Regions from separate parts of the Mus musculus genome. Here region 2 is linked to region 1. A link is a loop called in an ENCODE intact Hi-C map of the cell type or tissue named here. Cell type or tissue: heart. All regions are shown on one strand. Region 1 holds the start of Gm51653 (a long non-coding RNA gene). Region 2 overlaps Cep350 (centrosomal protein 350).

Evidence for each region. A loop is a pair of places that touch in the nucleus more often than their neighbours do. Peaks named below come from ENCODE experiments on the same cell type or tissue, not always from the same donor. Only the 100,000 strongest peaks of a DNase experiment are listed, where the experiment ranks them.
Region 2: a loop joins it to region 1, with 3 times the contacts of the local background. A loop is called at or near these places in 4 of 42 quality-filtered maps.

The regions. Positions count from the first base shown.
Region 1 is chr1:156,012,734-156,020,733 of GRCm38, forward strand. It overlaps Tor1aip1 (torsin A interacting protein 1), which reads right to left. Exons shown (of 10, transcript NM_001160018.1): 7 at 5,485-5,526; 8 at 4,778-4,846; 9 at 585-641. It overlaps Gm51653 (a long non-coding RNA gene), which reads left to right and starts at 5,839. Exons shown (of 3, transcript XR_003948071.1): 1 at 5,839-7,832. In heart, no CTCF peak of the experiment used is centred here; no DNase peak of the experiment used is centred here.
Region 2 is chr1:155,909,113-155,917,112 of GRCm38, forward strand. Cep350 (centrosomal protein 350) reads right to left here. Exons shown (of 38, transcript NM_001039184.1): 16 at 6,337-6,539; 17 at 5,604-5,767; 18 at 2,776-2,886; 19 at 2,024-2,164; 20 at 1,506-1,642; 21 at 92-217. Among named protein-coding and RNA genes, the nearest start is that of Gm37383, 27 kb to the left of the region's middle. In heart, no CTCF peak of the experiment used is centred here; no DNase peak of the experiment used is centred here.

The DNA of each region.
Region 1 (8,000 bases):
GTAACATGCTTTGGGAATAAGAAAATTCTTCAAGGCTGTATACAAGGTAAGTGTTCCAGTTTAGTTCCAATACACCTCTGTGACTTCAAAACCTGCAGCATTTGTTTCAATCACACTTATGCTCCCTTCCTGCTAATCTGACCTACTTCAGTGTAATGATAAGGGTGGCTTCCTCACTAACAGACTATTAGTGCCATGTGTGTGCACAGGCCATGGTGGGTGTACGCATGCGCGTGGAGGTCAGAGTGTAACGTTGCCAAGTCGCTTCTCTCCTCCACCTTTATATGGTTCCAGAGTCTGAACTTTGGTGCTGAGGCTCAGACAGTAAGATTTTACTCACCGAACAATCTCTCCAGCCCTACTTATCAACATTTATTCTTGGTACTATGAACAATAAAGTCAAGAGGAAACTAGATGTTTCATATGGTTTGCCTCCACAGAATTTCCCTGCTGATATAGTATATACTTTTTCCAAAGAAGTGCTTATATGATGCTTCAAATAGCATCAAGTCATACTGCTGTCAAAAAAATGTTATAAATCCAAGCCATCAAGTTTGGCCCACATAATGATTAGACAGACTTACGTGGCCTGGAGGTTGATGGAGACTGGTTTCCAAAGTTGGATTTCTGAATGTTGTTATCTAAAATAAAAAGTAATTTCAGAAGACCATCAATTTTATGTTTTATTTGCCCATGTATTCTCATTACAGGAAAGAAAATGCAGGGGTCAAGCAGAGGTGGTAGGTGAAACAGAGTCTCCAAACGCCTGCTACACTGATGCCCCTCAAAGTTCATCACAGCAACAGTATCCGAGTTACTACAGAGGGAACCCTTACACACTCAGTGTAGAGAGAGAAAGCCTCGCAGCTTACGTGTTAGGAACAAAGGTAAGAAAAACATGTACACCCTAATAAGCCTGAAATCACCTGGAAAATGACTATTTACAAAACTGCTACCTGTGAAGATAATGTAAGAAAGAGGAAAATGTAGGTTATGAATTACTAAATTACATGGAATAAGGAATTTCCATATAAAACGCAATCTTAAATCATTATTTTCTATCTTAGAATGACTGAAATAGTTCCTCTAGGATTCTGGCCATTACATTCTTAATTACTATTTTTAAGATCTTATAAAACAAAACAAAACAAAACAAAACATAACAAAACAAAACAAAACTGTATCAAGAGACAGAGAGGCCCAACAACTTCACTGGCATGGCCTCCATTTGTGATCACACCCATCTACCACCTGCCCGCAGTAACTTTGGTATAGACAACTTCTGAACAGATAGATGACCTTCCTTGTGCTTGAGAAGCACTGGACTAGATCACAGGAATAAATACTGCTAAGATACAGAAATTGCCTTGAGTCATATGACCAGAAAACAGAAACAAAACTGAAACACTCAACAAGCAAGCAAGACAAAGTGACATCGTGCTAACTCTAAGAGCCGATTCTTTGGGTTACCAATTCTGCTCATGAAACTTTATTAGAAACATTTAAATTATGCCGTAGGTTACAAATGCACTATTAAAAACCAAATACTAAAAAGGCCCCAATATATCAGATGCTCATCTTAAAGACCTTATTACATAATTACAAAGATAAATGGGAAATGGCAGTTCTGTGATGTTCTACTCTTTACGATGGATATGACTAATAAGTATTAAATATGTGTTATACACACTATGTATGTAATCCATAGATCATAAACATACTTTGAAGCCTGCTATGTATAAACTGCTGAGGTATTCTCTCTTCCTTACTAAATCACTAAAAGCAGTAAGAGAAACATGAAAATCTATAGGGATTTTCAAGTCCAAAGTTATAGCAGCAGTTACTCCATAAAGTCAAGAGTGCAGGGCCGTGAATCTGCCAGTTATTGATTTTTACATGATATAAGTAAGCATTAACAATTATGTGGCCAGGCGGTGGTGGCGCACACCTTTAATTCCAACACTCGGGAGGCAGAGGCAGGTGGATTTCTGAGTTCAAGGACAGCCTGGTCTACAAAGTGAGTTCCAGGACAGCCAGTGCTACACAGAGAAACCCTGTCTCAAACAAAACAAAACAAAACAAAACAAAACAAAACAAAACAAAACAAAACAAAACATGAGAGAGAAGAGCTCAGGCTTGATGGTGTACAACTAAGATCAAGCACTCAGAGGTGGCACAAAAATAAGGAGAAGTCTAGAGCTGGCTATGTGAGATCCTGTCCAAAAACCAAAGCAGTAGCAACCAGAAGCTAAACAAAACACCCGTGACAAAAGTTTAAACAATTATCTTGAACTGAAGAGTAACTATGTAAAGGCTGTTACAAAATCACTATTGGTGTCTTTCACTGTTACAAATATTTTCATCCTTGTCATTGTTCTATACTAAACAAAACTTTGTTAATAGACTAATAATCTTTCTTTCCTTGGTCTAGATATGTAGCCCAAGGTGTCTTCAAACCTCCTGTTTAGGCAGCCCAATTATAGGTGTGCACTACTATACTCAACTTGATGAATGCATATTTCTTGCATGCCATTTTTCTACAACACTCTCAAAGTTCAGTACAATACCTAGGTACGGTAGTTACAAGTACTTAACTCAAAATTCTAAAACTTAACAACAAATTTGGTGTCAAAAAACAAAAAACAAAAACAAAAACAAAAAACCCCCAAAAACAATGCTAAGCCAGTCATGGTGACTTAATTTCAGGCCAGCCAGAGTTATACGGTTGAGACCCTCTCTCAGGAATAACAGCAGTAGCAGTTTCCTTTCGCAATGAGCAACATCTTAGAGAAAATAAAAAGGGTTTTGAGAGATATCACTAAGGTAAAGATAGCAGAGACTGCTCTTCCAGAGGACAAGAGTCCAAATCTCCCATCAGGGAGTTCATAGCTCTAGCTCCACAGGATCTGTCACCCTCCTCTAACCTCTGAAGGTACTATACTTGTGTGCAAATACAGCACACACACTTCAGTCTCGAGCTGAAGTGACAGCTCAGCAGTTAAGGGTACTTGGTACTTTTTACAGAGGACCTGAGTTCAGTTCCTGAGATCTACTGTCTCTAGCTCCAGCTCTGAGAGAACCAAAGCCCTCTTCCAGCTCATGGATAAGCATGCACATGCACACACACACACGCGCATACACACACAAATAAATTTAATCTAAAAAAAGTTTAAAAATCTTCTCTGGTATCAATGTATATAAATTTTTTTCTTTGCTATTTCCTGGAATACAGTATTATAAACTAAGAAATACCCCAAGAAGCTCTGAATTTTCCATGGTATAGAGACTACCATTACTGCATTTTCTACTTTCAATGCTACCTCTTAGATTTTAATTTTCAATCAGGAGGCAGGTGGAGCTCTCTGAGTTAAGGTCAGTTTGGTCTACATAGTGAATTCTAGGACAGTCATGTCTACACAGAGAGATGCTGTCTCTCAAATTTAAAAGAAAAAAAAGATTTTTCATTAATTCTAATAATCTGAATAATTAGTATTTGGCTTCCTAAGTATAAGAGGCAATGAAAAACAAATTTTAAGAGGAAATGCTTTTCTTTTCTTTTTTTTTGTTTTGTTTTTTCTTTTGGTTTTTCGAGACAGGGTTTCTCTGTGTAGCCCTGGCTGTCCTCCAACTCAGAAATTCACCTCCCGAGTGCTGGGATTAAAGGCGTGTGCCACCATCCCCGGCAGGAAATGCTTTTCTACTATCAAGTAGTACACACAACACTGAAAAATAATAGCCAAAAGTAAGGCAGGAGGAAAGGGTGTTTTCATTTTATGCGGCTAAATAGCTCGTTTAAGAGTGGAATACAGACTCTGATGAGGAAAAGTCAACTGTAATCATTAGAGATTACCGCAATCTCTAAGTGTGTCAGTCCTTCCATGAGCAACAGATAAATGTGAGGGTTTTATACAGTCTGGTGTGATGGTACCCACCATTCTAAAACCCCAACTCTTGAGCAGCTGAGGCTAAAGGATGGCATTCTAGACAATGTGGGCCGTAGAGTGAAACACTGTTCTCAGACCCAAAACCAAATTCTGTGGTGTGGGAGGGTGAAGAGCAAAGCACCATGCAGGGCAGAAAACAATGGACAGTTCACACAGCCAATACAGATATAATCAATAACTGACCTGACTTGATTTCCTGCGTGTTTTTTGTTCATCTTGTGACTGAACCCAGTGTTTTATGCATGCTGGCCAAATGCCCCACCACTTAGTTACATCTTCAGCACTAATATGGATGTATTTCTACAGACATAATGACAGACTGAGCTCAAAGTATGGTCATTTTGTCACATCAATTTACAGATTTATTAAAAAAGATTTATTTATTTTATGTATATGAGTGCATTCTTATTGTCTTCAGACATACCAGAAGAGGGCATCAGCCCAACAGATATTTCTTCCATTCAGTGACATTTGTGCTACCCTAAACATAATCATGAAAATACTATTTGTGAATTTTCAGCCTTTATGACATGAAATATGGGGCAAAGAAGGCTGCAGTAGAGTGCTTATCTATATGAAGTCCACGAGAACACACACACACACACACACACACACACACACACACCTGAAATTATTAGCTGCTAGCTCGTGAGGTGTGAGGCCTGGGAACGGCCCCCACTGGTTTTCGCATGCCACTTCCTACACTGCACTGGCTGCATTGGCTGCACTCTCATCTGGGAACAGAGCTGACGGTTGGTACTGACCGGAAGAGCTCAGTATTTGTTATGTTAGATAGTCACAAAGTTCAGCAGCAAAGAGAGGGGTCTACTTACACGCCATTCTACTCCTCATTCGTACAGCTCGGTCAACCCACTCCTGAGGGTTTTCCTGACATCCTGAGGCTGAAGCAAAAACACAAACACACATCATTTCGTATACTAAATTTATAACATAGTTCAACATATACAATAAATATAACAGGGAGGGGAATGCAGGGAGGAACACATCAAAGGTAAAAGCCTCTGAAGAAAAAGATAACGTCCTGGGGTCAGACTAGTGACGACAAAAGCCTTCCCTCAGACAGAAATAATTGCCCACCAGATAAAACTATGATGTATATCTTTACTCTGATCTAACACTGAGTTCAAAACTATTCCACTGGTTTCTAGTTACATTTAAGAAGAAAAGTTGGGCAATTACCCTCCAAGTAAATTATTGAGGCTAAAACAGCCCTGAATAGAATGCCAAATCAGAGTAATTATTACATACAGGACCATTGTGTGTTGGACTTAAAAAGCTGAGGTGAAATGATTTAAAATCAAATTACAACTTTATTTATTTATTTGGTCTCTTGAGTTGGGGTTTCTCTGTGTAGCCCTGGCTGTCCTAGACCTCACTCTGTAGACCAGGCTGGTCTGGAACTCAGAAACCCTCCTGTCTTTGCTGGAATTAAAGGTGTGTGTTATCAAGTTTGGCCACGTTGGGACTTTTTATTGACTGAACAAGGCAGGAAGAGGGCTGACTGAAACAGAGAACTTACTCAGCAGTAATGGCTGATTCTCATGAGCTGGGAAGTCCTGATCTAGAACAGAGAAAAGGAGTAAAGTCAGAGAACAATGGGGACAGAGACAGAAGGAGCTAACACAGCCATTTCACCTATCTACCAGACAAAGAAACTGATCCAACCCTCTGACCAGTCAAACACACAATCAATATGTATTTTTTCCCTTTTGTGTGCATGTGTATGTTGAGTGCTGGTGCCTGCAGAAGCAGAAGGTGTTGGATCTTCTGAATTGGAGTCACGGGTGGTTCTGAGATGTCCACTGCGGTGTTAGGAACTGAACTCCCGTCCTCTGCAAGCACATTTAACCAGAGTCATCTTCCCATCTTTTTTTTTTTTTTTTTTTTTTTTTTTTTTTTTTTGCTTTTTGAGACAGGGTTTCTCTGTGTAGCCCTGGCTGTCCTGGAACTCACTTTGTAGACCAGGCTGTCCTCGAACTCAGAAATCCGCCTGGCCCTGCCTCCTGAGTGCTGGGATTAAAGGCGTGCACCACCACCGCCTGGCTCATCTTCTCATCTTATTTCCCTTTTTCTAAACTAGAAACACCTAGCACTGGACAACGATAAGATGTCAGCTCTAGGATCATTACTCTGAAAATGGCTATGCGGAAGCTGTGGCTCAGTGGCAAAGCACTCCCGTCGTGTGCGTGAGGCTTTCATTCCCAGCACAGAAAGGAAAAAGAAAAGCCCATCAACCACCTGACCAGGCTATGGCAGGCTGATGAGATGTCCGCCATAAGTCTTGGGGCAACATTTCATACTTGGGCCCCAGTTGGCAACACTCGTTGTGGAAGTTTAGGGGGCATGGCTTTGTTGGAGATGTGTCACTGGGGGCAGAGGTTCTGAACTTTTGTGTGTGTTCTCACAGTCTCCTGCTTGCAGTTTGAGATTCAAGCTCCCAGCAATTACTGCTGCCATGCCTTCACTCTTGACATCATGGATTTTAACCCTTTGGAACTGTAAACTCAAATAAACTCTTCCTTCTAGAACAGTGGTTTCCAACTGTGGGTCGTAAACCCCCCCAGGGATCTCAAAGCAGATATCCTGCATATCAGATATTTTAAAATGGGTGTTTGCATGTGTGAAAATGATGGACATATATGTACACACACACACATACACTTTCTCTCTCTCATATTATATCATATCAAATACTAAAAAAGTACTCTATAGAAAATGTTTTTAAGGCTGCATCTAATAATAAAACTCAATTAGACAGGTTCTTCTTATTGATACATAACAAAATATGGCAACTTAGATTCAATGAAATATTTTCAAAAAGGAAATGTCTCAAATCTTGAAGTTTAATTTAAAAATAGAAAAAGGTGAAAATGCTATTATTCTGCTTAACCTAAGAACACATATATACTCATTATAGATTATCCACAATAGAAAGTAATAGCATTTAAGAAAACCGTTGAACTGATGTAGAGCAAAGTGATAGAATGCTTGCCTAAAAGTACTAAAAACCTGGCTCAACCCTTAGGACCCCTAAAAAATCAAAACCAAATGTCACTCATGATCATTGTTAACTGCATCTTAAAACATTACTTCTAATATTTTGTATTCTGTCATCTCAACAACAAAAATGAAAAATTACAAAGCTATAAGACTCACTACTCTATCAGTGAACAAACTAAAAGCAATCCACTACCTGGTAATATAACCAAAGACACAGCACAAACAGGCAGGACAGGGCTGGTCTCCTCCTAGGAGCTTGCACTACTTACTGTGTGGCAGCCCCTCAGTGAATCTGGATGATTGCCAGCTGCTGGGGTGGCTTCATCTAAACCACAAAGTATCTGTAGCATCACCTTACAGTGCTCATTTCATGGGAGAATAATGAGTAATGAACAGAGTGAGGCAGATACACTGCAGGCAATAACCTGAAGTACAGGATTTGGCTTTAAATCCTTCTTGGCCTGCAAACTGTACCACAGACATCTTCTTTTACGTGACATGAAAGCAGAAGGAAGGACGATTTTTTGCAAGGAGGAAAGGATGGAGCTGAAGTGGAGGTGTAGAAGCCGGGCGTGGTGGCGCACGCCTTTAATCCCAGCACTCGGGAGGCAGAGACAAGTGAATTTCTGAGTTCGAGGCCAGCCTGGTCTACAGAGTGAGTTCCAGGACAGCCAGGGCTACACAGAGAAACCCTGTCTCGAAAAACAAAAACAAAACAAAACAAAACAAACAAAAAAGAAGCCTGAGCACACCTACATTCCACCACAGATGGGGGAGGGGCTCAAGACAACACTTCACAGAAGGACCTAATAGGCAGTTAACAGTTGCTGGGGAAGGGAAGTCATATCCTCAGTGGGGTAGCCACTGGTAAGTTACCCTTGCCCAAATAACCACCTCCCTCCCACCCACCTCTACTCATTCAAGCAGCCCTAATTAAAGGGAAGTGGGAGCGTAGACTACAAACCAAGGAGGAAGGGGACTTGCTGGGGGAAGCTTAGCAGGAGGCAAAGGGAGATGGGAGAGGATAGTGGGGGG
Region 2 (8,000 bases), 100 kb before region 1:
CAATTCATAGAAACAAAATTTAAAAGGAAAAGGCAACATTTAGAGCTTTTATCAGAGTTTACCACACTGTACTGATGAAAGCCTTCCTCACCTCCGGTAATCATGACTCTTGTATCTTGAAGACTCAGAGTAACTGTCACGGGAAGGGGAGAACTTCTGCCGCTTGGAGTCCACAGCGCCTTCTTTACTCTGGGAGTGTGAAGCAGAATGACTTATCCTAAAACAAGCAAAACAAAGTCTGATGAAGCACCAGGTCTCCAGGGAGGTAAGGACTTTAAATGCCGCTCCACAGAAATAGAACGTAAAATCCTGATGGATAACAATTACAAAATAAGTCTTAGAAAGCATTTTAGAATTCAAACAGAAATGGACATATAAAGAAAGAATACTCTCACTAGCCACTCCTAGTTTCAATAAAAAAATATGAATTAGAGACAGTTAAAACATTATTTAAGGACACCCCCACACAAAACACACACAAAGTAAGCAGGAAGTGGTGGCCCGTGCATTTAAGCCCAGAACTTGGGAAGCAGAGGCAGACCTCTGAGTTTGGGGCCTGATCTACAGAGTGAGTCCCTGTTTCAAAACCCAAACCAAACAAACAAACAAACAAACAAATCACAAAACTGTAAACAAACACCCCAAACAACAACACAAACCAAACCACCCACAAAGCTTGGAGTAATGGCTCCTGCTTGTCCTCTCTGCACATGGGGGAGGAAAGCAGAGACTGCCACCAGGTCTGGACAGCAGGGCTGCGCTGCACAGCAAGTGCCAGGCCAGACTGACTTCCAGTGTGGGATGCTGAAAAAAAGTCTCCCCAAAAGAAAACACACACATGCACACACACACACAGACACACACAGACACACAGACACACACACACACACACACACACACATACACACACAGACTAGGCACAGTGACTCACACCTTTACACTTGGGAGGCAGGATCTGAGCCCAGTCTACATAATAAACTCCCGGCCAGCCAGGGCTACAAAGTAAGACTCTTGTCTTAAAAAACTTTTTAAATGACTTTTGATTGTTTCTAGAGTAAAGTCCAAAATTCTAACATCTGCAAGGTCTCACCCAGGTTTCCATACCACTTCCCTCTTTGCTCTCTTCTTCCAGTCGCACTGGCCTTCTCTGTTTTGAATTCCACTTAAATATGTTGTACTCCTTTGTCCTTCAAGGTTTTTCCTCTGACTCTTTGCCTCCTTTCTATCACCCACTCCTTATCTACCATACCCCATCATAAGTCTCTAACACCTTCTTCATCTCCTGGCCTTCTGCTACTTGAATTTCAGTATTACATACCTCTGAAACACGTTTCTTTTCTAACACTTACCTAAGTTTATAAAGTTTTCATTCACTTAACTGAGTATTTGACAAATGTTCCTCTTCCCATTGGACTGTACACCCATAACTGTTTCCTCTAGACCCTAAATGGTGCATAGGATGAAAAGGTACCTCGTTACATAGATCTGAATGGCTGCATACTCACCTATCTGTTTCAGCTTTGGTCCTCAGTTTTCTCATGAAGTCTGGAAAATGCTGCCGCTGGTGGTCGTACAGTGTTGCTAGGGGAACTCCAGAAGTTGTGATGGCATCTGCGAGGTGTGTTCGAGTTAGTTCTGCCATCTAAATGTGAACACACCAAACAGTAAAAGTAGACTTTACAAAGGAGTCAGGAGAGCTGAAAAGGAACGTGATGCCCTGGGAAGATCACTGAACTGGGCTCGCAGACGGCTCCTCAGACAAAGGCTGCCAAGCTTGCAGGCCTGAGTTTGATCTCTGAGACCCCCAGGGTAGCAGGAGAGAGGCATCTCCTCCAAGCTGTCCCCTGACTGCAACATCAAACCCACGAGCCCTTCCCCATAACAAGTAAATAATGTGACCTTAGTGGGGCTTTACTCAGAATCACTAAGTCAAAGTATGCATCTTGTCAGTGTTAGGCACCCATTCCAGACGAGTTCTTAGTTATCCAGGATGGCTGAGAACAAAGGCTCCAGTGGCTCTCACCTCACAGATCTGCCGCGCTGCATCTGTGGTGAGGCGCGCGGTCTCTGATTGCTGAGCTGCTATTTTACAAGTTGCTTCCTGGAGGACTTCAGTCACTTCTCTTTGTGATTTAACCACCTGCTGTAAAGATTCTGCATGGACCTATAAATAAAAACGCTTAGGGGTTAGTCTTCCTTCCGTGTAGCTTAATTTTAACTTACAAATGTGTTTCATACTTGATGAAAAATACATTTGACTATAACCTGGATTTCACAGTTAATGGGTCTGTAAGTAATAAACTACTATGCACCGTGGTTGCCGCTTCTCTAAACTGGGACTGAGTTTTGACTACTTATTTCAAAGGTTTGCTACATAACTCAAATGCCATGAAATTACCACATATAAAGGACTAAACATTATTTACCACCTTTCTTTTTTACACTTATATGCTTAATGAGTTCTCCAGTCACTTTTTAAATACAAAGTTTTAGGTCTGGGCTGGAGAGATGGCTCAGTGGTTAAGAGCACTGACTGCTCTTCCGAAGGTCCTGAGTTCAAATCCCAGCAACCACATGGTGGCTCACAACCATCCATGATGAGATCTGATGGCCTCTTCTGGTGCATCTGAAGACAGCTACAGTGTACTTAAATATATTAATAAATAAATCTTCAAATAAATAAATCTTCAAATAAATAAATCTTCAAATAAATAAATAAATAAATAAATAAAGTTTTAGGTCTAATAAACCACCATCTGCCAGGAAACAAATTACCTGAGCTGTTTTGTTCCGGGTTTCTTCTAACTGTCTCTGACACTCCAAAGCCTCCTGTTCAGCTTTTAGCTTCAATAAGGCCAAATCTCTTTCATGACGTTGCTGCTGTGCCTTTCAATTAAAGTGATCAAATATTAATTCTTCAGCATAAAATGTGTTATTACAGCTGCTACAGTCAACACATTGCTTTGTTCCCTATTTTCCCTCCTGTTTTCTTCAAATAGGTCCTTTATGGACCAAGCTGGCCTCGAACTAACAGGCAATCTGTCTCAGTTTCCTGAAGAGCTAGGATTGCAAACATGAGCCACCATACTAGACTCACAGTGTTGTTCCTAATGTAAGTGACAGGTGCCAAACACCAAGCCTAAAGGAAAGGTAGCACACTCTAACGTCATCAGACATCTTACTGTTCACTGGCAGGACTTAGTGGCTATCTACCATGTATCACTATTTCTATACAGAAATTTTATGAGAATACCAAAGCTGGCTAGAAAGAAAACTATACCATCTAACTCTTCGATTTTACTAAAGTTATGTATGTGAAGATAAAATTAATGTCTCAGTTCTCATCATTTTGACTTTGTTTCTGAAGGAGCAACTTCATCTAAAATGTTGCCTCCCTAAAGGCCTCCTTTAGGTTTAAAAAAAAATCCTTTCTGACACCATTATTCCATACTGTGTTAATTCCAAGTATATATGTTCCATCTCTTCTGGAATGGTACTAAATAGCATGGTTCCCTATAGGTGGTTAGCCTATACATGAAGTTATATAATGGGATTTCCTAAATTATAATATGGCATGGAAAAGAAATCTGTGTATCTGTGAGCATGTATGTGGGTGTATGTAACTGTTTCACATTGTAAAGGGATTCAGGATTCCTGCCTACCCTGGCTAATTAACAATAGTGTTATCCAGTTACTGCAACAGTACAAAGTCCCTAGATGTTTTCAATATGGCCCATGAATCATAAAAAGAGATTGATGTCTACTTTGTTAAGAACTGCCAGACTCAATGCTTATTCCAAACCCATGATCAGTATGGTCTTTCTACTGCAGTGAGGCCAAACATTCAATGTTAAACCATTTTAGAAGCCGGGCAGTGGTGGCGCACGCCTTTAATCCCAGCAACCAGAGGCAGGAGGATTTCTGTGTTCGAGGTCAGCCTGGTCTACAGAGTAAGTTCCAGGACAGCCAGAGCTATACAGAGAAACCCTGTCTCAGAAAAAATAAAACAACAACAACAACAACAACAAAAAACCCCACATTTTAGAAAACAATATGAGAGTTTTTCACTAAGTTTTAAGTGCTTATACATGACCCAAGCAATAATCCTGGGTATTCATGCAAGAAAAATGAAAATATATTGTATATCAACCAACAAGAAAATACATGGACAATTAAGACCTACTTACTAATCACTGGTTTATTACTAGGCAAAAATACAATGTCATACATAAATTCTAGCTTTATGTTGAATAAAATAAACTATAATAGAGTTAGAAATAAACATGAATATACATATATAATTCTGGAAGAGACAAAAAATAAGCCATAGCATAAGAAAACGGACTGAATACCCCTCTGGGAATTAACAGAAAATGGGCATGGGATGAGAGAAGTTTTCTATTGATTAGATGGTTGTTGTGGAGAAATATACATTAATTAAAACTGCACAGCTAAAATCTGCATTGTTTAATTGAATGTAATACCTAAGTAAAATAAAATAAAAATGGTGCCCTAGAGCTTCCACAAAGGAGAACACTGGTTAACCTCTGGATGTGCTGAGTTACAGTGCACACTATCCTTGTTTTATAAAACATCTGGATCTCAGAAATGGTTCCTTGGTTGGTTTGCTTAGTTCAAATAAAGCATAAAAAAAAATCAAATAAAGTGGGGGCAGCAAGATCACACAACAAGGAAAGGGGCTTCCTGCCGGGCTCTACAGCCCGAGTTCAATCTCCAAGACCGACATGGTGGAAGAAGTGATTTTCATGAGTTGTCCTCTGATCGCCTGAGACTATACACATACAATAGACAAATGCATTTTAAATAAATAATAACAAATGTTAACAAATATAAAGAACAACAATAACAAAAATCACCACCAACAAACAAACAAAGTAAAGCAAAACAAAACAACAACCACCACCCAGAGAAACGTAGTCAATTTCAGGGAAAAAAAAGGTGACTGTTATCATTAATCTTCATTAATTCAATCGTTCATTTTCAGTTATTAAAGCAGAGTATAAGACATGGAAAACAAAGCATGTGACAGAGTGACTGAGATGGCGCTCTCCAGCTCGGCTGCACATTCAATTCTCAATTCTCTTGGGGGTGCCAATTGTTTTGGTTTGTTTGGTTTGGCCTTTAAGGAAGAGTGTGGTTACAGAGCTCCAGTTGACCTTAAATTCCTGATCCTCCTGACTCAGCTTCACAAATGATAAGATTCAAGTGTCCTCTACCAAATCAGGCTTCCAGTTTCTTTTTAGTAATCCATGTGACAGTTTTTCTTTTGTTAGTTATAGGTAATATACAGACTATTTTTAATTCTCCTTGGAAGTTTGAATTTTTTTCTTTTTTTAGGCAGGGTTTCTCTCTATGTAGTCTTAGCTGCTCTGGAACTTGCTATATAGACCTTGCTGGCCTTGAACTCACTGAAAGACTCTTGCCTCTGCCTCCTGAATGCTGGGATTAAACATATGCACCACAATGCCTAGCTTGAAAGTTTTGTTTTGTTTTGTTTACCAAACAAAACTCATTAAGGGTAATTCTAAACACAAAGAAAAGAAGAAAACCACAGGAACAAATTACAAAAATTCAGCTACTACCTTTATGATCTGAGCCAGAGATACACTCTCCTGCTGAGCGAGGGCAATGCCCCTAACTCTCTCCACGTCGGACAGCTGGCGCACTGACTCCTCGAGAGCACTCAGGTAACTGAGTTCTGCAGCCATGCGATGCTGAAGGCCAGCAGGAGAGAAACGCTGAGGACCTGGGCACAGATGCATCGTTAAATCAAAAGGCTCACACAAAACCACAACACCAGCTCTCATTTTATGAGCACGTGACAAATCTACCTTTTCTTTGTACTAAAGACAGTGACTTACTAATATACTGTATTTTAATAGTTACTTCTTTTTCTCTCTTATGGGCATGTCTATATACATATTACATGCCTACAGATGAAACATAATATTTGGGGGATGAGTTTTGACTAACGATGACAACATGGAAAAAATGAACACTGTTGAACGTATGCTTTTGAATATTTAATTTCTACACAGTTTTTGCTCAATACTTAAAAGAGTAATCATATAAACTTGAAGTAACATTTCCCTACCACTTAGTTCGCAGTTTTTCTTGTTAGTTTCTACCTCTCTCTTGACAGATGGTTTCATGGACCCCAAGCTCACCTAACTCACTCGGTTGCCTCGACTGAGGTGTGTGCATCCTGCGTGTGATTTATGTGGTGTCCGGTGAGCCCAGGCTAGGCCTGCACTCCACTAGCAGAGTTATATGGACCCTGTACTTTCAAACTTTTACCTGCATGAATCTGCTTACCTGGTGCTGAAGCCATCTCTGTTTTATTCACGTCAGTAAAAGCTGCAGTGGGCTTAAATCCAGTTGTAGTTGGAGGTACTATGACTGAGGACTTAGATCTTTCTAAGGAAGTCCCAGGAAGGTCAAACTGTAACAATTTCTGTGAACTTGGAGATAGGGGAGAAGTTGGAGTCTTCTGAGATCTTCCCTTGTCTGAAGAGCCACTAGAAGTTTTTGCATAAAGACATTAGAGAAACTATTCCAAGAAGCATGTAATCAGAAAGAATAACAAACATTTTTTCTTTACCAACATGAATTAACTTTACCAATACTAGCTATGATGGAGGAGTCATCCACAGTCACTGCTTGACTGGATCGCATGAATACTTCTCTAGTTGCTAGATACACGGCGTTGAACAAGCTAGGTAAACGGCCTCTAAATAAAATAGTGAAGTAGCGTATTGACTAAACTAGCACTGAACAAGTCACATACAGCACAGTTCATTCATTCCATTATGAAGCAAAACCTAAGACAGCCACTATACACTAATAAAAATATAACTGTGTAAAAACTTTAGAAACAAATATTAAAACATGTACCTCAAATAAAATATCATTTTGTGTTTAAATTTCTTTAAAGCCATGATTCTTAATTTTCTCTGTTAAGCCAAAGGTCATAGCAAAAAGTTATTTGCATACTGTCATCTCCAAATGCTTAATATATGTTTAACTATGCATACTGAATTTTTTAATACTGTAACACTGTCTGAGCTTTTCTTAAGTAACTTCATATAACTGATTGTAACAACTCTTAAGGCATTTAACACATCACAAGACACCTCTCATTCATATTTACTTATATTGGATCTCTATTTGGTGGATAAATTAAGAGATTATCTACAAAGTATTTAGCATAGTTGTTGTTTTTTGTTTTTTCAAGTATAGCCTTGGCTGTCCTGTAACTCGATTTGTAGACCAGGGTGAACTGGAACTCACAGAGATCCACCTGCCTCTGTCTCCCAAGCAGAGATCAAAGGTATGGGACACCACACCTGGTGCAATTAAGACATTTTTACATTTTTGGTTGTGAGCCTAGCCTTTAACGGCTGAGCCATCTCTCCAGCCCTTAAGACATTTTTAATAAACTAAAATAGGTTTTCTTTTAGCTTCTGAAAAAAAGTGATAGATTTCAAAGGCAAAAATTGGGCCTACCTTGAATATCTGAATAAAAATAGTGTTGAAAGGTATTTACTGGCTTAACGAGATCTCTACCAGATGACTTAGAGAGTCTAACAGTAGTCCCCTACACACACAGTGGGGATATGTTTTTAGTACCTCCAACAGATCCCTGAAACCACACTATTTACACATATACATGTTTAATGCCTTTCCTGTACATTAAAAAATATATATATATTTTGTGTATGTGTGTGTATCTGAGTGTATGGTTCTGTAGGACCTGGTGCAGGAGCCTAAGGTGACCAAAACAGAGCACTGGATTCCCTAGAACTGGAGTTACAGGGAGTTGAGAGTAACAACATGGGTGCTAAGAACCACAGCCGGGTCCTCTGGAAGAGCCCTGAGTGCTCTTATGCACTTAGCCATCTCTCCAGCCTAACTTTTTCATCTTAACTTGCTACTTGCTACCCGGTGTGGCTGTGAACGTTAGAGTTTGAGGCACTACA